3 separate regions of the Mus musculus genome follow, and regions 1 and 2 are each linked to region 3. A link is a loop called in an ENCODE intact Hi-C map of the cell type or tissue named here. Cell type or tissue: heart. All regions are shown on one strand.

Region 1 (8,000 bases), 220 kb after region 3:
TAGAGGAGTTGAGAGCTCCACATCTTCATCTGAAGGCTGCTAGCAGAATACTGGTTTCCAGGCATCTAGGATGAGGGTCTTAAAGCCCACTCCCACAGTGACACACCTACTCTAACAAAACCACACCTACTCCAACATGGCCACACTTTCTAATAGTGCCATTCCTTTGGCCGACCGTATACAAAACATCATACATGCCTTGCTTTGTAGATTTAGCAGGTTTCTTATGCAAACCAGAGTTAGACAGTCAAAAAAGAAAGCACAGAGCCTGCAGTTCATGGATGTACTCTTGGGATGTTGGCAGAACCTTTGTCCCAGTTAGTAAGGTGAGAAATTGTTGGTTCTAAAGCAGAAATCCAGCTCTGACAGATACAGGTCAATTCAAAATATTTCTTTAATCTTACCAAAATAATTACTTAAGTAGCATTAATTGATATTAGCTGCATGTGGCAAAAATATTCATACACCATTAATCCTAGACCTACTTGGGAAGAGCACTAGGATTACTCACCTTGGCACTGAGAGACTCCTGTCTTTATGACTAAGAAGACAAAGATTAATTATTTCAGGGGCCACTTCAGACTTATTGCCTTAGTCTCTAAATGTGGGAACTTGTCCAAAGGACAGTTAAGTACAAGTCATGGAAGGATTGTGTCTTTAATTTCATCAATGGCTAAAGCTATAGCTGCTACAAAACAAACAAACAAACAAAACCCCCAAAAAACCTTTTTCAAGAAAAAAATGAAAAGGGGAATCAGTTGCTTCGGGTGGTGACTGATTCCAGAAACACAGAAACACTGTGACTTCTTTGCTTATTAAAAGGCAAACGGTGCTCAAGTGTGTGTTTCTGTCACCTGAGTCGGCACAGTGGGCACCACAGTCACGATAAGTACTTTTGCGTACCCATCAGGTTTTGCCTCAGATAATAATCTATTGATCTCAAATTATAAAATATTTATTATTCATTTTCTTTTGTACAGTTAGAAAATACTCTTTGTCATCTTTGATGTTATTAGAAATTCTGAAGCCAGTGTCTGAATTAATCTCTTTTGATATTATTTCCATTGACGGTAGCACAGGCCGTGCAATCATTTAACTTGAAATTGATTGAGTTTTGCCCATTTTCATCAAGATCGAGATCTCTCTTCTTATTTCTCCTCTCACGCATATAATTCATTTGCCATGACAAATTTATTTCCTACCTAAATAGGTACTTGTTAGTTAATTTCCATAAAAAATGTTTCCATAGCATAACCCACTAGAGAAAACTCAGTTTCTTTGTGTATCTGTGTATCCATTAGGAAGCTTTTTAATAGGCAAGTGTGTTGCAAGTTTATTAAAATTAACCAATTTCCTGAGGAGTTATGCTATTAGTATTCATCTGGGTCCTTTTAATTATACTTACTCTCATCTTTAGGGCTTTCTGTGTACTTGACTCCAATCCCATGGCTGGGAATGATGCTCATTTCACTCATGTCCTCTTCCCTCTTCTTCAGGTCCATTTCATAATCTGATGCTCTCACCACACATGTCTGCAAGAATAAGAGGTAATAGACACACATACACACACACACACACACACACACACACACACACACACACACGCACACACACATACACACACACACATACACACACACACATACACACACATACACACACACATACACACACACACATACACACACACATACACACACACACATACACACACACATACACACACACACACACACACACACACATACACACACACACACACACACACACACACACACACACACACACACACACACACACAGAGTTTATAGAGTTCTAGACCTCTGGGGTCAGGTAATACAAAATCTGTCTTTTCCTAGTGATCTGTGATGGCAGGTTCTTTCAAAATATATAAAATGTGTCCTTGTCATTCTTATAAGATTATGTGCCACAACAGTTTCTACTGTTTTATTTTTTTAAATGTTTTTATATGTCTAGTGATTTGCCTGCATGTGTGTGTGCGTGGGCGTGCGTGTGTGTGTGTTTGTGTATACAACATATGTGTATCTTGGATCCACTGAGGCCAGAAGTGGGCATTGAATTCCTTGGGACTGGAAATATAGATGACTGGAAACTGCCATGTGGGTAGTGGGAATTGAATTGGTGTCCTCTGAAACAGCAGTCAGTGCTCTTGGATAGTTAGGTATCTCTCCAGCCCCCTCTGCTCTGTTAATATATCCTCAAAATATCTCCAAGAAAACAAGAGAATCATGACATCGTTCTTTTTCCTTTTGTTAAGCTATGCTGAGGAGCTGCTCTCTGGTGGTTTTTGTTGTTGTTTGATTTTTTTTAATTTATTTTTTTGCTTGTTTGTTTTTAGATCAGCCTCCTGTGGAGAGTCTTCTCTGTTGCTTCTCCTGCTCACCCTTCCTTACTTCACAACTTACTTCCTCCCTCTTTCTTCCTTCCTTTCTTCCTTCCTTCCTTCCTTTCTTTCTTTCTTTCTTTCTTTCTTTCTTTCTTTCTTTCTTTCTTTCTTTCTTTCTTTCTTCCTTCCTTCCTTCCTTCCTTCCTTCCTTCCTTCCTTCCTTCCTTTCCTTCCTCCCTCCCTCCCTCCCTCCCTCCCTCCCTCTCTCTCTCTCCCTCCCTCTCTCTCTCTCTCTCTTTTTCTCTCTTTCTTACTTTTTTTTTTGACAGAAACACACTATGTAGCTCTGGCTGTCTTGGAATTCACTTTGTAAACCAGGCTGGCCCCAAACTCCCAGAGATTCACCTGCCTCTGCCTTGCAGTGCTGAGATGAGAGACGTGCCCCATACCTAGCTGCTGCCTGTGTCTTGTAAGGCTGAAACTGAAACACAGTGCCTTCCTTTACATAGGCAGGGGTCCAATTTCAGGATAAATTCCTGGAATTGTTTGTTTTACTAACATTTCCTTCACAGATTTTCAGTTTTTTCCTTTTTTTTTAAACTCCTAATTTTATTTTTAATGTCACCTTTTCACAAAATGACCTTAATAGTACAAGTTTTTCTGTGATAGTCTTAAAAACTTTTAGCCTCCCAAGGTGAGGGTTGGGAATACACACCATACACACACACACACACACACACACACACACACACACACACACGGATGGATTTAATCAAGAATTCCAATGTCAACCTAGCTATCTTGTCCCCCAATATTAGTAGTAATAAAATGTTTGTGGTGGAAATGGATGCTCACAGTCAGCTATTGGATGGATCACAGGGCCCCCAATGGAGGAGCTAGAGAAAGTACCCAAAGAGCTAAAGGGATCTGCAACCCTATAGGTGGAACAACATTATGAACTAACCAGTACCCCTGAGCTCTTGACTCTAGCTGCATATGTATCAAAAGATGGCCTAGTCAGCCATCACTGGGAAGAGAGGCCCCTTGGTCTTGCAAACTTTATATGCCCCAGTACAGGGGAACGCCAAGGCCAAAAATTGGGAGTGGGTGGGTAGGGGAGTAGTGGCAAGGGTATGGAGGACATTTGGGATAGCATTGGAAATGTAAATGAGGAAAATACCTAATAAAATTTTTTTAAAAAGAGAATGTTTGTGGTGATGGTGGTGTTTATCTTTTTCTTTTTTTAATTCTCTGTACATTTCTGTGCCCTGACATCATGCAGTGTAATTGTTTAAAGCTCTGAAGCTTATGTGACACATCTAAACAAACTCTAAAACTCACTTGAGTTTTGGGTTTTAAAAGCTTTTTATTCAGTGATCCAAAAAAGATTGGTGGGAATTAGCAAATGGTTTATTTCTAATGGACATACAGAAGTAGGAGACACACTAAGCAGATGAAGTGATATACCAAACATGTGTTGTATTTGTGAAATTCAGGTTTATCTTGGCATGCTGTCGTTCATCTGGTCACCCATTCTAGAGACAGCCCCATGTACCCTCTGCAGTAATGGAGGACCACTGACTGCTATGCCTGAGACCAAATGTGCTTTACCCTGCAAAGTGGGTAGGGAAACATGTCGTAAAGGGACCCCTGTTACTGAATGGTCACAGAGTCCTGAAATGTTGTCGTGTGTGTGCAAAGGAGAGGCTGCTTTTCCGGTTATACTGAGCATTGGGTGCAGGTTTTCAATGGTGGGCTCTTCTGTTGGTATTATAAGACCTTACAGATCCAGGAATATGACCATAAAATGTGCTTGTACTGTCATATCTCAAGTGGGAAACAGGCTACATAGAAAATAATGCACTTTCATAACACATTCAAGACAACTAGAAAGGGGTGGGCCATGTGGTTTGGGCTTATAAGATCCCAGTTATTGAGAAGCATGAGAGTTCAAAGACACTCTGGGTTCTATAGCAAACACACACACACACACACACACACTCACACATACATATGTGAATATATATATGTATATATATATATTCATTCTCAACAATGGACTAGTCAATGCTGTTGGAGCTACCTAGTGTACTATCATGATTCTCAAATACAATAAGGACTTTAAAAAATATATGAAATTTTATATACAACCACACATATATAAACTATTATAAAGACAAGAAACATAAGTCTGAATTTTGGAGTTTGGCAACCTCTACAGATTACTTGCTTTTCAGCCAGGGCCTAATCAATGTTGAAGACCCTTTGGAAACTGAGCCTCAATGTTGTGCACGTGAGGAGGCATTGAGGTCAGGAGTTAAGGTGACACTCTGAAGACAAGTTTGACAAAGGACAGCAGTCTTGGACTAAAAATAAAGAGAAGGAAGGACAAGACTAAACACAGTTCTCTAGAGTTCTAGTCCTTTCTCGGTAGAACACATGCAGTTTTCTGGGGCACTGAAGTTGTTTTGAAGAAGACCGCCATAGGAGCTGCCTCCAGATTGTTCAAGCTCCAGTCAGACCTTCCTGGAAGTCTACTTAGGCCCTTCAGGAAGGTCAAGCTATCAAGATTAGCACCCAGCACTCCCACCCTGCCTCAGTTAATTGCCTTGTGCTATGGATGGTTCTGGAGCAAGTGCTGCCCTCTTCAGGCAGGCTGAGGAATTCTGCTCCATCTCAGTTTCTATTACAGATGCACAGCATTTTCCCTCTGGGGGTTTTGTTTTGTTTTTGTTTTTGTTTTTGTTTTTTTTTTCAATTTTTTATTAGATATTTTCTTCATTTGCATTTCAGATGCTATCCTGAAAGTCCCCTATACCCTCACCTGCCCTGCTCCCCTACCCACCCACTCCTACTTCTTGGCCCTGGCATTCTCCTGTACTGGGGCATATAAAGTTTGCAAGACCAAGGGGCCTCTCTTCCCAATGATGACCGACTAGGCCATCCTCTGCTACATATGCAGCTAGAGATGCGAACTCTGGGGGTACTGGTTAGTTCATATTGTTGTTCCACCTATAGGGTTGCAGACCCCTTCAGCTCCTTGGGTACTTTCTCTAGCTCCTCCATTGGAGGCTCTGTGTTCCATGCAATAGATGATGACTTATGAGCATCCACTTCTGTATTTGCTAGGCACTGGCATAGCCTCACAAGAGAGAGCTATATCAGGTTCCTGTCAGCAAAGTCTTTCTGGCATATGCAGTAGTGTCTGGGTTGGTGGTTGTTTATGGGATGTGTTTGATGCATTTTCTCCTATGCAGCACTTGGTTTCATTTGAATTTATCCTATTTTCTGTTGCATATGAAGGAAGAATAGTTATTTTGTACTTTTTTTAAAAAAAGATTTATTTATTATTGTATGTAAGTACACTGTAGCTGTCTTCAGACACACCACAAGAGGGAGTCAGATCTTGTTACAGATGGTTGTGAGCCACCATGTGGTTGCTGGGATTTGAACTCTGAAACTTCAGAAGAGCAGTCAGGTGCTCTTACCCACTGAGCGATCTCACCAGCCCTATTTTGTACTTTTTAACTTTTCCGTAGTTATGTTATAGTTTTGTTGTTGTTGTTGTTCCATTTTGCTTTGGTTTTATGTTTTGCAACAGACTCACACTCCAGCCCAGGTTGGGCTGACACTATTTTAAAGTACTCTTCCTTACCTTACGAGTTTTGGAATAACAAATCTTAGCTTTCAGTCATTTACTCTTCCATTTTATTTTATTTTATTTTATTATTATTATTATTATTATTATTATTATTATTTTTTTTTTTTGGTTTTTCGAGACAGGGTTTCTCTGTTTAGCCCTGGCTGTCCTGGAACTCACTTTGTAGACCAGGCTGGCCTCGGACTCAGAAATCTGCGTGCCTCTGCCTCCCGAGTGCTAGGATTAAAGGCGTGTGCCACCACGCCTGGCTCTACACTTCCATTTTAGATTAATTATTTTATTTATTTACATTCCAAATGTTGCTTCCCTTCCTGGTTCCTCCTCAATTTCGCCACCCCATCCCCCTTCCCTTTGCTTATAAGAGGGTGCTTCCTCTCCCACCCACCCACTCCCACCTCACCATGCCAGCATGTTGATACCCCCCTTTCCTGGGGCATCAAGGTCCTATGGAATTAAGTACACCCTTTCACACTGAGGCCAGACAAGCCAGTCCTCTGCTACATATGTAGCAGGGGCCACAGACCAGCCCATGTCTGAACTTTGGTTGATGGCTTAGTCTCTAGGAGCTCAGAGGATCCATTTGATAGTTGATACTGTTAGTTGATACTGTAGTTCTTCCTATGGGGTTACAATCCCCTTAAGCTCCTCCAGTCCTTTCCCTAACTCTTCCATAGGGGTTCCTAACTTCAGTCCAGTGGTTGACCTGTAAGTATCTGCATCCGTCTCAGTCAGCTGCTGGTAGAGCCTATCAGAGAACAGTCATGCTAGGCTCCTGTCTGAAAGCACAACATGGCATCAATAATAGTGTCAGGGTCTAGGACCTGCTCGTGGGATGGATTCTAAGTAAATCTGGTCTCTGAATGGCCTTTCTTTCAGTCTTCATTCCATTTTTGTCCCTGCATTTACTTTAGACAGGAACAATCCTGGGCCAAAAATTTTGAAGATGGACAGGTGGTCACATGCCTCAAATGGGGGCCATGAGTTTCTACTGGAGGTGGCATTTTTAGGTTTGGCTAAGGTCATCCCCATTATGTCCTGGGAGTTTCTCACTTTCATGGTGTCTGGGACTTTCTATAGGTCCCCTCTGCCCCACCTCACCCTGCTGCATATTTCTTTTTCTCTTACATTTACATCCTCAATCAGGTTTTTTCCCTGTTGTATGTTATGAGGTCTGAATCTTACATATTATTTTTAGAATTTCTATTTCTTTGTTCCAATTCTATTGACAATTTTAAAAGTGTGTGTGTGTGTGTGTGTGTGTGTGTGTGTGTGTGTGTGTGTGTGTGATGGGATAGGGTGGGTCAGAGTACAAACTTGTCTAATTAGTTTTTTCCTTTCTTCTTCATTTACATGGGATCGAACTCATGTTTCAGGTTTATAAGGCCAGGGCCTCTACCCCACTGAGCGCTGTCAGCTCCCAGCACTGCTTTGAATTCTGTATTTTAAAATATAATTGGATCCTTTTAAGTTTACTATTCTTTTATCCCAGTGCGAGCTACTGAGAAGTCTGTCTTTTGGACGAGTCTAAAACTTCACCTTTTCCCTGTGAGTTAGGAGCTACTGCTGTCTTATGCCCAGTTTTGGCTGTGCCTGGGTCTGATTCTCTGCTATTTCATTGCTCTGTCTGTCTTTGAATGTTTGCTAGAAAAACTTAAGGTATATTCATATTCCTCAGTGTGAAAGAGGATTACTATTAAAGAATGCCAAGAATATTAGTACCTTTTTACTAAGTTTTACTTTCAATACTATTTTCCTCACTTAATATCTGGGCCTATACAATACATTTTCTTTAAGGGATATATATATATCCCTTAAAGGTTACATATTATATGTATATGTGTTATATAGCATATATTATACATATTATATAATGTAATATTTATTATATATAATGTGTGTTTTAAAGCTACAAATGCAGTTTTATTCATTTACAAAAATTAATTTTACTAGTTTTACTGTTTTCAACTGCTTTGGAAATGTAAAACAAGTTCA
Region 2 (8,000 bases), 140 kb after region 3:
TATGCTGATTTCATAGAGAGAGACTTGGATATAGGGAAGATAATGAACTGGGACTATTAAAGCCTTTAGCCTTACACACTAGGTCAAAAAAAAACTCCTCCTCCAACCACAGTATTAACCTTTTCTCTTTCACTGCTCCATGGACCTCCCTTCTCTACAACTGCACAGCTATTTGGGAGGCATTATTTTTAGGCACTTGGGAAAGGAGCTCCCATTGTTTCATAACTGCAATGTGTAGTACAGTGCTTGGCTCATTGTAAGTATTCACTAAAAATGGACTGAATATGAGAAAGAACTGACAGGGATGGCTTCAAGACATAAGTGATGTATCTTTGCTGTAGCCTCAGGAAGCTATTTACTATTATAAAGATAAGACTTTGGTAAATATCACCAGCATCTACTTCATTTGAAAGATACCTTGTCTTCTTAGGCAGTGCTCGTGGTATACATATGTACATACACACACACACACACATACACGCAAATACACATATATGTATATATTACACTTACACTCTCACACACACACACACACACAGAGAGAGAGAGAGAGAGAGAGAGAGAGAGAGAGAGAGAGAGAGAGAGAGAGAACTTGTGCCAGAGTTGGGGGCAGAAGTCTGTACAAGAGTATATACTTCGAGAAATTTTTTTCTGCCTGTTCCTGTGAGTTAGACTTTTGGAAGTACAGGACCCAGTCATAGGAGCTGAAGGAACCCTACTCCATTTCTGGAAATTCAACATTTAGGAATGTAACTTCAGTAAATCTATACCCAGCTATTGTGTACTGTCGAATTCTTTAGTATCCTTTTCCCTACAAAGGACAGCAATACTATTTGGGAAACTTTCTTACAGCTCAAATAAAACAGGCCCTTTGCAGAGAAGTAAGTTTGACGCCCCAAATTCAAGAGTCACATCACTTTTTCTCTATTGTAAAACGTTTGAGAGGGGGTTTTTGCTATAATTTATTAAAAAACAGGAAGCCCTGATGAGTCCATAGTGCTTCCTTTTGTTTCTAAATAGCAAATATCACATTCATCTTTGCAAGTATATGTGTTGCCTGAATTCAAGGAAAACGTGGATTCTATGAGGTAAATGGAGCATCAGGGATCAGAGACGTCTCTCTCATGCACCATTCTGTTTCCCACTCAGTAGACAAATGAAACTCCGGCTGCCACTGCTGAAGCACTGCCCCCAGCGCCCTTCTGCTCATGCTGAGTCCACCATCTGTAATCCTCTCACCTGCCCTTCCTGATAGACCAGGTCTGCTTCCCATCTAGTCACGGGGTATAAATTTAAAATGTTCATTCGCTTGGCCTCAGTAAATCCTTGCTGAAGGATTTGTCCTAAGGAAATAAATGGAATTGGTGCTTGAGGTGGCGCAGCCTGGAGGTTGGCAGAACTTACATCAGGAGTTGGGATTTGGTATGAATGTGGCTTTGGTGCAAGACTACCTAGATTCCAATAATGGCTCTATCATTTCCTGACGGCTTGAGCTTGGCACATCACTTTTCCTTTTGCCTTGATGGCTTCATACCAAAATAGAGATAATAATAGCAACTGCCTCCTACAGTTATCAGCAAGATTAAAAATGTCAGGAAAGGTGATGCACTTTGCACAGTGCCTGATGCCTGAGAGGAACTCAGTGTTCATGTAAGCACTTGCTCAGCCTTCACATGTGATTGCATTATTTAAAACGTCTCATTTTCTTTTTCTTGCTTCCGGTGCTACTAGTAGACTGGGTAGACCCCTTCTTATGTTCCCCCAAACCTCTCACTTAGTATTTTTAGCTAGGTTTAATGCAAAATGAACAATTGGTGGCTTGCCAACAAAAAATAATGGAGATTCTTAAACTAATTTCTTTTATAAAGAAACACATGCCAGTTCTCTAATTTGGGAAACTATTCCATTTGTATGATAGCATCTGCTGATCTCATGACAATTATTCAACACTCTGGCACTCAATAATGAGGGCCAAAGATGTGGCCAATTGAAGTCAACTTCAATTCAATTTTAAATAGACTACTTGATTTGGTCAAAAATTAGCCTTTTAATTTTACTTTATCTGATGTCAATGTTGTATTTTGGCTACTTAAATCTTTGGTTTTCAGTTAGAAATGTATCAGAGAGGTTCCAATGTCTTGTCATCCTGTGTTAGACTATACATGTCTAGTTTTTCCTCTAATTACAGAGTGTTCAGAGCACTGGAGTTTGAATTGATTATAGGGCACATGCTGTGGTGCACTTTGCAGTTTTTATAATTTTAATTTATTAACATGCCTTTTATTTAATCACGTATAAGTTTTAAGTAAAAGCTTGGGCCCTTCTTATCTTCTAAGAAATAATTTCATTATCAAGTATTATGCCATAATTAATGTATTATCTCGGCATTGCAGTAGAGCTTTCTGGATCCTGGGAGCCAGTCTTGGAAGAAGGAGATCCAAGATAATGTAGAAAAAAATAAAAGCACAACAGCCTATATCAGCTACACTCACTGCCCTGCTGTGAGATAGGGATCAGCTTCAAATTGTTGCACTCACAGAGGATGGTGGTCTCTAGCAAGAGGATGGTGGCAGCAAGGAGTAGCCTATCCTGATAAAGGCAGAGTTGAATCCATCTGATATCCTACGTGTGTCCCTGAAATAGACGGTCTGCTCTCAGGAGCAGCTCTTGAATACATAAGAAAAAAAAATCTGGGGCAAAAGAAAGCTTCCTGTTCCCTCTTTGTTATGTTATCCTTTATAGAGACCTGGGGTTTCAAAGTAAAGGTCGTGATTTTCTTCCCCTATTTGCCTTCCTGGCAAGGGTTGCTTCAAACTCTTGACATTCTCAAAAGTGCCTGTACTTACCTTTCTGAGCAGATGGAGGCTACAAGGATGCCACAGAGACACATAGAGGCTTTCAAAGGCATAGAAGTGCGAGAAATCAGAGAAATCCATGGGTGATATGCCCTCTGTTAAACACAAAGCTTATTAGGTGGAATAATGCCCTCAACTTAAGTGACTTGTTAGAAATCTTCATATTCACGATGTACTATTTCTTTCAGAAAATGACTATCATGGCAAATGAATATCATGACAAAAGTGATGGTAAAACAATTAATCATTGAAAATATTAGTTTTTGCCTGTTCAAATTGGCCAATTCTGTCTCATCTAGGTATACATTTCTTTTTCCCTTTTGGTAAAATCAGCAGGAACTTCCAGGTGGCTGAAATCCATCCCGAGTATTGTTGCCAGGAACATTTATAGTCCATTGTTCAGAACAGAATAGCTGGGAGCAACAGGGGGCTCTTCAATTTTGCCTCATCGAGCCCCAAATTGGAGATGTGTTTTTTGTCGCTTCAGAATTTCAGGTGTTAGGGCCTGAGATTCAAAACAAATACCAGCTCCTGCTGAACACAAGCCTTAATTAATTTTCAGCAGGAGATGAGTGATTGCCAATAAGCCATGAATTAAAATGGAACGGTCACCAAAGGCCAGGTTCTCCTCTCAAACAAATAACATTTCTTACTGATTCCTTGAAAGATCATCTCAGAGGTGAGCAAGTGCTTGTCCCAGCTCTCTGGAACGAGGGAGGTGTGTGGGCAATTGAGAGCACAAAGTCCTAGCCTAGTAGATCAGAGGACCCAACCCAACCCAACGGACTCGGAGGCACTTGGGCAATGTCCTCATCACGAGGCCGTAGTTCTAGAGCGTTTGCCTGCTTCTCTGGCTTAATTATGTCAGTCTCCAGAAGATCTTAAAGGTCAGCTGTGCCCCCTATAGTCAGTGTCTGTGGTGCATTGGGGCCACCTCTGTAAATTGGAAATTGGTACTGCCTCAATTCCTCTAGTCACCTCCATATTCCCTTTTTTCAGAAACAGTCTGTGTTGTCTCTGTCCTATTGGCTAGTTTTCTTTTCTTTTTTAAGAAGACTAAAGAAAGAGAGAGTCCCATGTTGTTTTAATCCTTTGAGACTGATTTATCCCCAAAGGTGGAACACAATGAATCAAAAGTCTCCTTGTGTGAGAAAGCTCTTTAATAAGTGAGATTGCTGGTCTCAAGCTTCTTCCTTGGGGCCTCTTTTATGGGCAAAACAACCCAGAGCCTTTCAAAATTCTTTACTTGGCACTGTGTGTGTGTGTGTGTGGGGGGGTATGTGTGTGTGTGTGTTTCTACTCATCCTTGTATACACAATTATTATTGTCATCATTGTTGTTATTTAATAACAAATAGCCACTCATTGTGGAGTGTTCTATTGTGGTATAAAAAGTTGCTAGTGTTTATACAATCCTCAGCAACAATCTTATAAATTGAGTGGTTGGCACGTCCTACCCTATCAATGAGGCATTTTATAAAAAAGGGAAACAGGGATTGGTCCTTTGCCCATTAGACTCAGAATTGAGAATCCTCACTCTTTTGTGATGGTTCAACACTTCCCTCACCCTTCCGGAAAGCATCAGCCCATTGACAATTACTTGAGGGAAGCTGCTATTTTCCTCACATACTCTAAATGGGAGATGCATTGGATTTCTAAAAGTGCTGTGCTGATTGATCCTCTCCACACTCAACAAACATTAGCAACCCTGTTTCCCTGCCGAGAAGCCCGCTCAAGGTGGTAAAAGCATAAGCATTGCCTAGGCACCAGGCCTTGGGTCCAGATGCTTCTGGGGCAAAACCATCTTCTTCCAGTTCATCATGAGAGCTGATGCCAGCTTCTGGCGTATGCCAGCTTATGGTGAATGAATGAAGTCCAAGTCCAATTCCTGTTATGTCAGCCTTATTGTCTACAGCTATTGCCCTCTAGTGGTGTGAACGAAAGGAAAAATGAGGTTGGATTTATGGTTTGACTTGCCCTAACAGGCCAAAGTTCTACATAGTGGTGTTTACATATCTTCCTCAAGGGCAGGGCCCTGGTCCTGTATCAGGTGCAGTGTCAACTCAGCTTTTAGTAACTGGTGGAATTACACATGCAAATATAGATGCTCATTTCCGTGCCTGGGTAGCAGCTAGCCTTTGTTTTCATAGACAGGCATACAAGGCAACCAATGGAGTTTGCAGGGTCTGTTTTCAGTCTGCCAAAGTAAATTAAGTCAAAGGACATCATTTCTCTCCTGATAATAAGCAACTGTGGACTGTGAGACCAGAGCTCCAGATAGTCAGTTTCAGAGGATCTGAAGGCCTGCATAGGTAGGGATGTTGTTGTTGTAGATTTAGACATGGTTCTTTACCTCTTATCTCTAGTGATTTATCTTAAGTCCTCTAAGTAGCAGAGGCAGTAGGCTTGTGCCGCCATACCATGCCTTAGGCCTGTTCTTTGGGATCCAACTCTGATGAAACTTTAATGTGCTGCATTTAAGGCCTTCTTCTTCTTTTTTTCCCTTCCCAATTTTTTATTAGATATTTTCTTCATTTACATTTCAAATGCTATCCCGAAAGTCCCCTATACCCTCCCCACCCCTGCTACCCTACCCACGCACTCCCACTTCTTGGCCCTGGTGTTCCTCTGTACTGGGGCATATAAAGTTTGCAAGACCTAGGGGCCTCTCTTTCCAGTGATGGCCGAGTAGGCCATCTTCTGCTACATATGCAGCTAGAGACAAGAGCTCCAGATATACTGGTTAGTTCATATTGTTGTTCCACCTATAGGGTTGCAGGCCCCTTCTGCTCCTTGGGTACGTTCTCTAGCTCCTCCATTGGGGGCCCTGTGTTTCATCCAATAGCTGACTATGAGCACCCACTTCTGTGTTTGCCAGGCACTGCCATAACCTCACAAGAGACAGCTATATCAGGATCCTTTCAGCAAAATCTTGCTGGCGTATGCAATAGTGTCTGGGTTTGGTGGCTGATTATGGGATGGACCCCTGGGTGCAGCAGTCTCTGGATGGTCCATCCTTTCATCGCAGCTCCAAACTTTGTCTCTGTAACTCCTTCCATGGGTGTTTTGTTCCCAATTCTAAGAAGGGGTGAAGTGTCCACACTTTGGTCTTCGTTCTTCTTGACTTTCATGTGTTTTGCAAATTGTATCTTGGGTAGTCTAAGTTTCTGGGCTAATATCCACTTATCAGTGAGTCCATATCATGTGAGTTCTTTTGTGATTGGGTTACCTCACTCAGGATGGTATCCTCCAGATCCATCCATTTGCCTAGGAATTTCATAAATCCATTGTTTTTAATAGCTGAGTAGTACTTCATTGTGTAAATGTACCACATTTTCTGTATCCATTCATCTGTTGAGGGACATCTGGGTTCTTTCCAGATTCTGGCTATTATAAATAGGGCTGCTATGAACATAGTGGAGCATTGTTGACAGTTTAGGAGCTGCCAGAGGATGCTAAACCCATAAACCATTCCTATTATGGAATATACTCTCTATTGGTTATCACCCCACTGAGATTAGATGTAGGGAATAGTGTTCTGTTAGAGAAGGAAAACAGAAGAGAGCAAAGTATGGACAGGCTCAGTGTTTCTACAAATCTTCAGCCTTTTCCTCTCTGTTTTCAATGGATTTATTATGGCTAATGGTGCCAGTTCCACCAGTGAAGCCATGTAGGACAAGTACCCCAGAAATTCCACATTCAGGGCACTGGGCATGGCAGGCTGTGAAGTCTCCTGCACATATCCTGTCTTATATACTTGGTGCTTTTGTTAAATTCTTTCAAGTTTCAAATGAATTATCAACCTGTTATTCACTGTGTCCAAGCCCCATAATGTGTGTGATCCTTAGTCTTACCACCTGTAAAGTGGAATTAATAATAGTTTTTATGGATTATCTTGATGTCTCTACGATGATCAGCCAAAAGCTAGCCACAGTAAATGTTCTATGAAATAAGACAATGCTGAACTTACTGCTGTTTGCTTAGCAGGTTAGAGGTTATTTGGAAAGTACACAAAGACCTTTTTTTGGCATACTTTCCCCTGCAATTTTCTAAGTGGAGAGTTTAAGACATATTTTAACAGAGCTAAATAAATTCTTGATCTGGAAGCACAGGTAGAGCCATGAAATGTTACAATCATGAAAGAACTCTGTTGCAATTTGCAAAGCATTAACCAAATCCCCAAGAATGAGCCTAGAACCATGCACATTTCTAACAAGGCAGCTTGGAGTGTTCAGACACATCTTTATTTCTTCAGCTCATTTACAAATACTTATCTGTGATTTAAATCACTCCAATGGAAGCAGAGACTCAATGGAAGCAGAGCAGAACTAAGTGTTTCCAACTGTCGGTCTGGTGAGGGATGAGGTAAAGTGGGACATTTAGCTGGCATCCTGCATGCTCGCTAAATAGAATTAGCAGAAGCTTCCACATTTCAATGTCTAAAAATAGTGTTGCTTTTAAAGGAAACATGCCCAAGACCTGAGGGTGGGTCTGGGAGTTAGGTGTACATGGTGGGTGCAGAAGGGGACATCTGCGGGTCAATTAAATGTCTCGGGGGCTCTAGATTCAATGCTAATTGGTTCCATCAAAACTAATCACAAGTAACCTTCTCTGTCTGCAGTCAGCATCAAATGAATCCTGGTAGGGTTGGGCTCAGCAGAGGGCCGCATGTCTGATGAATGGAGCAGTTGGTTGATTCTCTCAAGTTCATAACTGGAATCACCTGTAAACACCCGGCTACTTCTTTTCCTAGTGGAAACAATATTTCAGTGCTAATGAGGGGTTTGATTTGTTTTTAGTCCAGTGGTTTCCCATTGTTAATCATTAATTGTGCTGTTACTTAAGAACAGGTCTGATTAATGCTTGATGGTTTCCTTCTCCAGGGCTCCTTTGAGCTTTTGTTAGAGGAGACTTTAAAGGTCAGAATGGTTAATCCAGAAACGTTGTACTCCTGTCAAACACGCAAAATCTACCGCTGATTCATACAAAGGGACTTATTTCAGAGGAGAGACAATGATTTGATAACTGTCAAATTCTTTTTTTTGAGCAAAACATTTACTTGTAATTTATCACTTAAGAAACAGGTCTATAAGACTTAGCCAGAGGATTTATGTTGTTTGCAAAAAATTAACTAACTTAGTTCTCA
Region 3 (8,000 bases):
GTACAATTAAGACATGTTCCTAAGGAAATCCCCTATCCCTAAATCCTGATTGGCGAAATAACTTGGCACAGAAGTTTGGAGCTTTTGACCTTAAAAATTCTGTAGGATCTTAACTTGGGGTCATGGTTCAGTTTACAAATTTGGGCCATGGTCCTGGTTGACCAGTGCTGTGATATATGCTCAATAAACTATCCCTCTCTGACTGAGATTGGTGTTTGTGTGGCTTGTGAGGCTATTCCTGGACTCCAACAGGACCAAATACCCTTCGTTTGAACTTTGGTTCTTTTTTTGTACTTGGTAGAAAATTTGGGGTGATCATTTCCTGTTTCTCTGACTCATTTTCCTCAAGCATAGAAGACAGAGAAACATAGTTTATAGGGTTAATATGAGGATTAAATCATGAAAGATATAAAACTCTTTGGAAAAGTACCAGGAACTAGCCCTTAACATCATTATTTACATACTAGCATATTTCATTTCAGAAGGAATAATCATCTTTTCCATGCTCACACAGCTAGTAATTGGAATAACTCACTATCAGGAGGCACTACACAAGCCTTTTCCAGTGTACCAAGCCTCACTGCCTTACAAATTGATTAGAGAAGGCTGTGGGCCATAATATAGCTTCTAGAGAGTTTGGAATATTTGTATAGATGTTAAAATAGATAAAAACTAGCCATATCTAAGTAGTAAGTCAGGATTCTAATATCAGACCTCTTGGGGGTCAATATCAGTTCCTGGCTTTGTGATCTAGATCATAGTCTATCATTTTGGGGAAGTTGGGGCAGGAACACAAGCAATAAATCAAACCACATCAACAATTGAGAATAGAGACTATGCACATCCTTGCTTGCTTGCTTGCTTGCTTGCTTGCTTGCTTGCTTGCTTGCTTGCTTTTGACTACCTTTCTTCACTCTTATGCAGCTCAGGACACAGCCTAGGAAATGCGTTGTCTATGGTGGACTGGGTCCTTCTACATCAGTTAACAAGGCAGGCAACCCATTACAGACTTGCCTACAGGCTAACCTGATGGAGATAATTACTCAGTGGAGACTGTCTGTCCAAGTGATTCTAGGCTATGTTGATTGTTAAAACTAACCACTACAAAGGGTTAATTATTTTATATGGCATATCAGCTAAGAGTAAAAATAAATTTGAACTTATGAAGATATGTATTATGACAAGTATCATAAAATCTAAAATTGGTTTAGAGCCTTATAGAGTCCAGGAAGAAAATTATTTTTCTTTTCTTTTCATTTCTTTCCTATTTTCTTCTTTCTTGTTTTTATATTGTTATATTCAGTGGAGAGAAACTAAGGAGGGGGGAGATGGAAAGCAAGGGGGAAGGAGGAGGAATGAGAAGGGGTATAAATATGAGAGATTTCGCCCTGAAGTACCCAACCTTCACCTTATTCGTTAGATTTGACTCCCTTATGTACCCTCTCAAGCAGTCACAGGCAAAGGTCAGTGTAGGAAAATGGAATGATTGTAATTAGTTCCATAATTCATCACTAAGCATGGTTGCCAACTAAACAATTTAGGATTTGCTTTGAAGATAAAAAGGGTAGAGATGCTGATGGATAAGACGGATTCCATTATGGAGTGACTGGGAATCGTTCAGCTGGTGACTCGGCCTAAGGTTTCTCTATAGTACCTTTTAGGGAGCAGCCCCAGTCTATCTTGACTCTCTAAGGTACTCCAACTAAAGCTTTCTGCTCAATAATTATTTCAGTGGATGATGAAATAATTGAGGAAAAAACAAGAAAAGGAAAGACCAGAGCAGAACAGAACAACCTGATAGGGCGTGCAGTAAGGATAATTGAGATGGTCTGGAGCCTTGGAAGAAGAGACTTATTACAGTCATTGAAGATAAAGATAAATGTGGATCAGTCTGAGGCCATTGCCTTCTGTGAGGTAGCTAGTGAGTCAAAGCCACTACTTGGAAGTACTATGGCCATCAGATTCATCATGTACTTTGGTATTGCAGGACCAGAATGAAACAAGGCAGTCTTTTAATGTCGCCCCACCTCTCTCTCTCTCTCTCTCTCTCTCTCTCTCTCTCTCTCTCTCTCTCTCTCTCTCTGTGTGTGTGTGTGTGTGTGTGTGTGTGTCAGTATGTGTGTGAAGTTGCTCCAAGATCAAGACAAGGCCTCCAAAGATAACAGGAGTCCAAACTCATTAATTATGATAGTTCCAAGAATATGGCTGGTTTTCTTATCTTATCTATTGATAATCTATCATCTGTCTGTTGATCTATGAATGTATATTTAGGTAACATTTGGGATTTATACCAGAATTCTATACATATCAGGTAAACCACTGGGATTCACCCTTAGATTATTTCTATTTAGTAGTCTTTTGGCTGAGTTTATAAAGTTTGGCCCACAGCGACCTGGTGTACTGGCTGGTTTTATGTGTCAACTTGACACAAGCTAGAGTTATCAGAAAGGAGCCTCCATTGAGGAAATGTCTTCATGAGCTCCAGTTATAAGGGATTATTTTTTTCAATTAGTGATCAATGGGGGAGGTCCCAGCCCATTATGGATGGTGATATCCCTGAGGACTATAAGAAAGCAGGTTGTGCAAGCCATGACGAAGCAAGCCAGTAAGCAGCACTCCTTCATGGCCTCTGCATCAGCAACTCGCTCCAGTTTCTGGCCCTGTCCTGACTTCCTGCAATGATGCATGTAAGCCAAATAAGTCCTGCTCTTCCCAATTTGCTTTTTGGTCATGGTGTTTCATTGCAGCACTAGAACTTGAAAACCAAGTACACAAAGAAAAAAGATTGAAAGCCATCTTTCTCTTCTCTCTCTCTCTCTCTCTCTCTCTCTCTCTCTCTGTGTGTGTGTGTGTGTGTGTGTGTGTGCATGTCCTAGTGTACCAAGGTGTAGGTGTGTAGGTCAGAGGGCAACTTTGAGGAGTCAGTTCTATCCTTCTACCATGTGGAGTTTGAGGATGAAACTCTGGCCATTAGGCTTGCTGGCAAGTGCCTTGACCGTCTAAAACCATTTTACTGGAGTCTCTTCTTCATACTGCTTCTTCTTTTCCAAAACCAACCTTTAGGGCAGTGTTTATTAGAATAAAATTCACTCATTTTATGTGTCTAGTCGTACAAGGTTTGTCAAATGTAAATACGCCGGTACAGAATCTTCCCATCATTCTCAAAGGTTCCCCTTGATGCCAAATTTTGCTCGCTACTGGCCACAGGTACCTGTTCGATCTACTTTCTGTCACCACAGAATACCTGGATTATTTCTACAGACCCTGCAGAGGGCATCTTGTTGCACGCTCTTGTTTGGCTTAAACTTTGTGTGATCATGGATATGTTCTGGAGTCTCTGTCCCTTCTCATCATGGAATAGTTTGGGGAACTTAGAAACTTAACTAAACTTTGTTTTTTTAGTCACCTATTGTTTGACGTTTACAAGTTTCAGTTGCCTTTACCATTGCTGGACAAGTTTCCTTTGGGTATGGTTTCCTTTCTCTTGAGCAAACATCTAGGAGCAGAAGTTTTGGATTGTGTGATACACAAATCTTTAACTTTATTAGTGGTTATTTTCTGAAGTATACTTGCCACTTTATACCCCACCCTCCACCTTTGTGATGGACGGAGATTCTAGATGCTCTACAACCTCTAAAACACTCGACAGTATGAACCTTGTGAGTGAAGATGACATCCCTATACCTATGATTCTATATGACTCCCACCCTGTCCCAGGCCCTGGGCCCCACTCCTTTCATCTTTCTAAGGAATAAAAGCTTTGCTGCCCCCCTCCCCGAGCTTTTTATTTCCTAAACACTGTTTGTGGGCCATCTAGGTTATAGGCTTCAAACTTTCTGGCAGGACAAGTTTTCTCTGGAGTTCTTGAGCTAAACCTCTCAAGTGCTTCTCTATACAAAATAAGAACCCTTTCTTTGAAAAGGCCGGAAAGCACCAGAGAGAAAGAAAGCCTAGGGCTCTCTCCCCGTTCTGCCTCAATGTTCTTCTTTACATACTGGTTAGGATCTGATTAACCACTAACCATATCTTTCCCAGAAAGCCCCCCAAACGCCAGCCTTGGCTAGGGGCACCGGGCATGCTCAGAGGGTGTGCGGCGCAGGCGTCGGCTGCAGTGGGGCCCGGGAGCCGGGAGGTGCCGCTGCGTCCCCGCTTCCCGTTGCTGACCCAGCGCGCAAAGTTGGGCAGGGAGCTGGGGGAGGAGGACCGCGAGCGAGGGTGGCGGAGCAGGGGCGGGAGGAGCGGAGGGAGGAGGGGACCGGAGCGTGTCACTCGCGCGCTCCCTCTGTGCACAGAGGATGTGCTGAATGGTGCGCTTCCAGGCGGCGGCCGAGCAGGATCCAGCGGCGGGCGACTCGCACTGCCCGGCTCTGCTCCTCCGCGTCTCCCGAGGCTCTACAGTCACCGCGGGCTCCAGATCCTGCGTCCCGCCCGGGGCATGGCAGGCTGCTGTACCCTCGCGTGTCGTCCCGCTTACTAAGCGGCGCGGGCCAGAGGTGCGGAGGCCAAGAGGCCGGAGGCCGGCGGGCAGCGAAGCCCAGAGCCTGGTGAATCGAGAGCCAAGCCCGCTCGCGCCCGGAGCTCCGCGTCCCGTCTCCACTGCGCTCGCCCGGGCCGCCCGGAGCCCCGATGAGCCCAGATGGCTGGGGCTCAGCCCGGAGTGCACGCCTTGCAACTCAAGCCCGTGTGCGTGTCCGACAGCCTCAAGAAGGGCACCAAATTCGTCAAGTGGGATGATGTAAGTGAGGGGCGGCGCAGTGGGGTGCGGACCGGGCACCCTAGGGCGGGCTGCGTGGGGGTGGGGCGAGGGGCGCGTTATGCAATGGGGCGCTGGAGCGGGAGCGGGCAGCCTAGGGCGCACAGGTTGCCAGATGCCTGGGTGGGTGGTAGAGGGTGGCAGCTTTCCGCGCGCTCTCCTCCTCCTAGGGGGTTTAGAGTTGACATCTTTGCTGGGTCTGGCCAGCACCTCCTGAGGGACTTAAGTCTTTGGGGCCAGTGGAACCGAAGGGACATGTTTTACCCAGTGACAGGTCCTGAGAGTTTGAAAAGAGCATGAAGTTAGAAGCAGCTGGATAGCGCTGGAGAGTACTAGATGCATCCCCCACCACCTCAGCTAGCTAAGGCATCCTATTACCTCCTTTGCCCTCTTTCAAGAAGTACTAGCTACTATCCAGGTCCCAAACCTTGCAGTTACTGCTAACCCTTGAGCATTTTTTTAAAATGCTGGCCAAGCAGCAGAGGACACAGCAGTACAGCCGACAGGTGGTCGTTGATGCCAAACTTTAGCGCCTGACTGCAGAGTGAGGGGCCTTAGAAAGGGCTGTTGGTGCACACCAGAAACGGATTGGTGAGCAAACTAGTAGCTGTTGGGGCCGAGGAGCGCAGGATGGACTTAGAGACAGGGCCAGGTTTTGAAAAACAAGCTTGCTTAGGTCTTCACTTTGAAATAGACCCACAACTTCACCCTCCGGTTTACTTGCACCCGTTGCTGTATAGGAGAGATCCTGGCCGGCTCCAGGACTTCCTATGACCTCTCCCTTCCCTCCACCCTAGTTACCTTCAGAACACTTGAAGGCTTCTGACAGAAACCTCCAATGGAATGCACATTACCCTATCGATGTGGCTTCCTGGGTGTCATCCAATGGGTTTGATAAGAACCACTCACCCGAATAAACCTGAGCTGTCAGGATCTAAAGAGATTCCAGTCCTAATGATTAACACATCTCCTATCAGGAGCAACTGTAGGAGAATGAACCCGTCTTCTAACTGAAATGATTTCCCACCTCCGTAAATTACAGCCTGTTATCCTTCCGGGTATTTTACTTTAATCTTCTTAAGCCAATTTCCAGTGTCTGAAAACAATTTAAATATTCCAGGTAGTGAATCCAATTACTTAGATGAGTGCATCCGTGTCTATATTTTGTCCAGTTGGAAGCGCAAACTGAACTTGCAGTATGAGCAGAGCCACAGCCTCCTTGAAATCTCTTGCCAATTACCAAATGATGGAGGCAAGGATGTAAACACACCCTCTTTACCAAGGGCTTTGCACTTGTCTCCTTTCTGTCCCAGTCTAATTGGACCGGAGGCTGTTATAAATGGAATAGAATCGAAACAATAAATCAGACACAGATGAATTGTTTTTGTTAAGAAGACAAAAGGAGAGTGCAGTTCAACAAATGCAATGTTCTCATCCATAGACATCCTTAGGTAAAAAGCAAACAAAGGGGTGGATCTGAGAAAGAGGAAAAGGGTAAAGTGGAGAGAAAGAGAGAGAACAGGAGGGGAGAGGCTGAGAGGGGATAGGGTGGGAGGGGAGGGGCGGGGAGGGGAGGAGAGGAGAGGGGAGGGGAGGGGAGGGGAGGAGAGCAGAGCAGAATCCCAGAGTAAAAAAGGGTTAATTTTAGTCATAAGCTCTGGAATTCTTATTACTAATGGTCTTTAAACTATATTTTATTAATTCTCCATAAAGTCTGGTTTTTGAGAACATAACTTTGAGAGCGAAGGTTATAGATACCCAGGTAGGTGATTTGTGTTATATGTATTTAAGTAGCAAATGTTCCACACTCACTTCATCAGTGCCTGCCTTGAACTACATTTTGAGGGTGATGGAGAAAGTGGGTAAAATCTCTCCCATTATAGACTGGATATGCTAAATAGAAGAGATCCAAAATCATCAAAACACCATGATCAAATGATGCTCTGGGAATGATGGAGAAGCCAATAGCCAGCCCTAGGAGAAGGGAAAAGTGGGCAGAGTCCTCCAATTAAGGCAGCAGTGAGTTCCTGGGGAGGCTTGTGCTAAGGAGGCCCATTGTGAGGGAGCCCAGAGATCTTCTTAAGAGAAACCAGACTGCACCCAGAGAAGGAATTAAATGGACTTTAGAGAAGTGCCCTGCAGGCACTTGGCTCTCTTGCTGTGTTTGATCCGTGCGCTAGGAGGCATGGAGACATTCTTAGTATCCCTATTGTAGTCCCTGAGCATCCCCTTTTCTGGTACTCCTAGAGTTTGAGTTTCCTCTTTTAGCAACAAGCCAGTTTGATCTGTTTGGCTGTTTCTATTGCATCTCTATGAAGCTTCACTTTCCAGACAAAGAAAACCAAATCTAGAACCAGAGGTCTGGCTTTTCTCACTCAGCAGTGTGACTTTAGACAAATAAACATGTTGAACCTTTGTTGTCTCTTGTACAGAACTGGCAATACTATATCCCCTATACATTTAATGTAATGGTCTGTGGGATTTCTCTATAATCAAGCAACCTTCCCTTCCCTTCTCCCCTCAGAAGCATCCAGAAGTTCTGTTAGTCTTGGGATTGCTGGATCTACCCTGTTTCTGATTCAGCTTTGGGGTAGGGCTTGAGGGTGTACCTTTCTTACAAGGCCTTAGTTAGTGTGGCTGTGGTATCCGCTGCTCTGGGAAACAGCACTGTGTAGGACCAGGGAGAAGGTTTTTGAATGAGCTGTTACTGCAGCTTCTTAGTTCACAAAAATGTCCAGTGGCTTGTGAATTTAATTTTGTCTCTGCTTACAGTTTGAGGCATTTGTCATCTAGGAATTGGAAACACCCCAGTGGCAGCTTTGTTAGATCTTCTGGGGTTATTTACTGAAGCATCAATACTCAGAATTGAATGGATAACTCACATTCTTACATTTCTTTTGAGTTGTTGTTAGACAATGAATAAATCGTTCTTATACCTTCTTCCTTACTTACTCTTTTCCTTCCTTCTTTTCCCTCCCTCCCTCCCTCCCTTCCTGTTCTCCAGGTTTGAAAGGGTCTCTGATTTGATTTTGTGTAACAGAGCTATGGATGTTTCTCTTCTTTAAGTTTTTGGGGAATACTCTCTCTTTCTACCCCAAGGGAACATCCCATCTGTACTGGCTAGTTTTGTGTCAACTTGACACAGCTGGAGTTATCACAGAGAAAGGAGCTTCAGTTGAGGAAATGCCTCCATGAGATCCAACTGTAAGGCATTTTCTCAATTAGTGATCAAGGGGGAAAGGCCCCC

The links. Hi-C counts contacts between places; a loop is a spot of excess contacts. Peaks named below come from ENCODE experiments on the same cell type or tissue, not always from the same donor. Only the 100,000 strongest peaks of a DNase experiment are listed, where the experiment ranks them.
Region 1: a loop joins it to region 3, with 7 times the contacts of the local background. A loop is called at or near these places in 17 of 42 quality-filtered maps.
Region 2: a loop joins it to region 3, with 2.5 times the contacts of the local background. A loop is called at or near these places in 6 of 42 quality-filtered maps.

The regions. Positions count from the first base shown.
Region 1 is chr2:135,002,352-135,010,351 of GRCm38, forward strand. The region is part of intron 3 of Plcb1 (phospholipase C, beta 1); the gene reads left to right. Among named protein-coding and RNA genes, the nearest start is that of Gm39941, 89 kb to the left of the region's middle. In heart, CTCF peaks have their summits at 4,998 (motif pointing left) and 5,727 (motif pointing right); no DNase peak of the experiment used is centred here.
Region 2 is chr2:134,919,568-134,927,567 of GRCm38, forward strand. All of the region lies in intron 2 of Plcb1 (phospholipase C, beta 1), which reads left to right. It overlaps Gm39941 (a long non-coding RNA gene), which reads left to right. Exons shown (of 2, transcript XR_866761.2): 1 at 1-8,000. Among named protein-coding and RNA genes, the nearest start is that of Gm39941, 6.0 kb to the left of the region's middle. In heart, a CTCF peak has its summit at 4,803 (motif pointing left); no DNase peak of the experiment used is centred here.
Region 3 is chr2:134,781,897-134,789,896 of GRCm38, forward strand. It overlaps Plcb1 (phospholipase C, beta 1), which reads left to right and starts at 4,268. Exons shown (of 32, transcript NM_001145830.1): 1 at 4,268-4,735. The coding sequence starts at 4,637. In heart, a CTCF peak has its summit at 4,127; DNase peaks (open chromatin) are centred at 4,215 and 4,815; H3K4me3 peaks cover 1,894 bases; H3K27ac peaks cover 943 bases; H3K27me3 peaks cover 1,333 bases.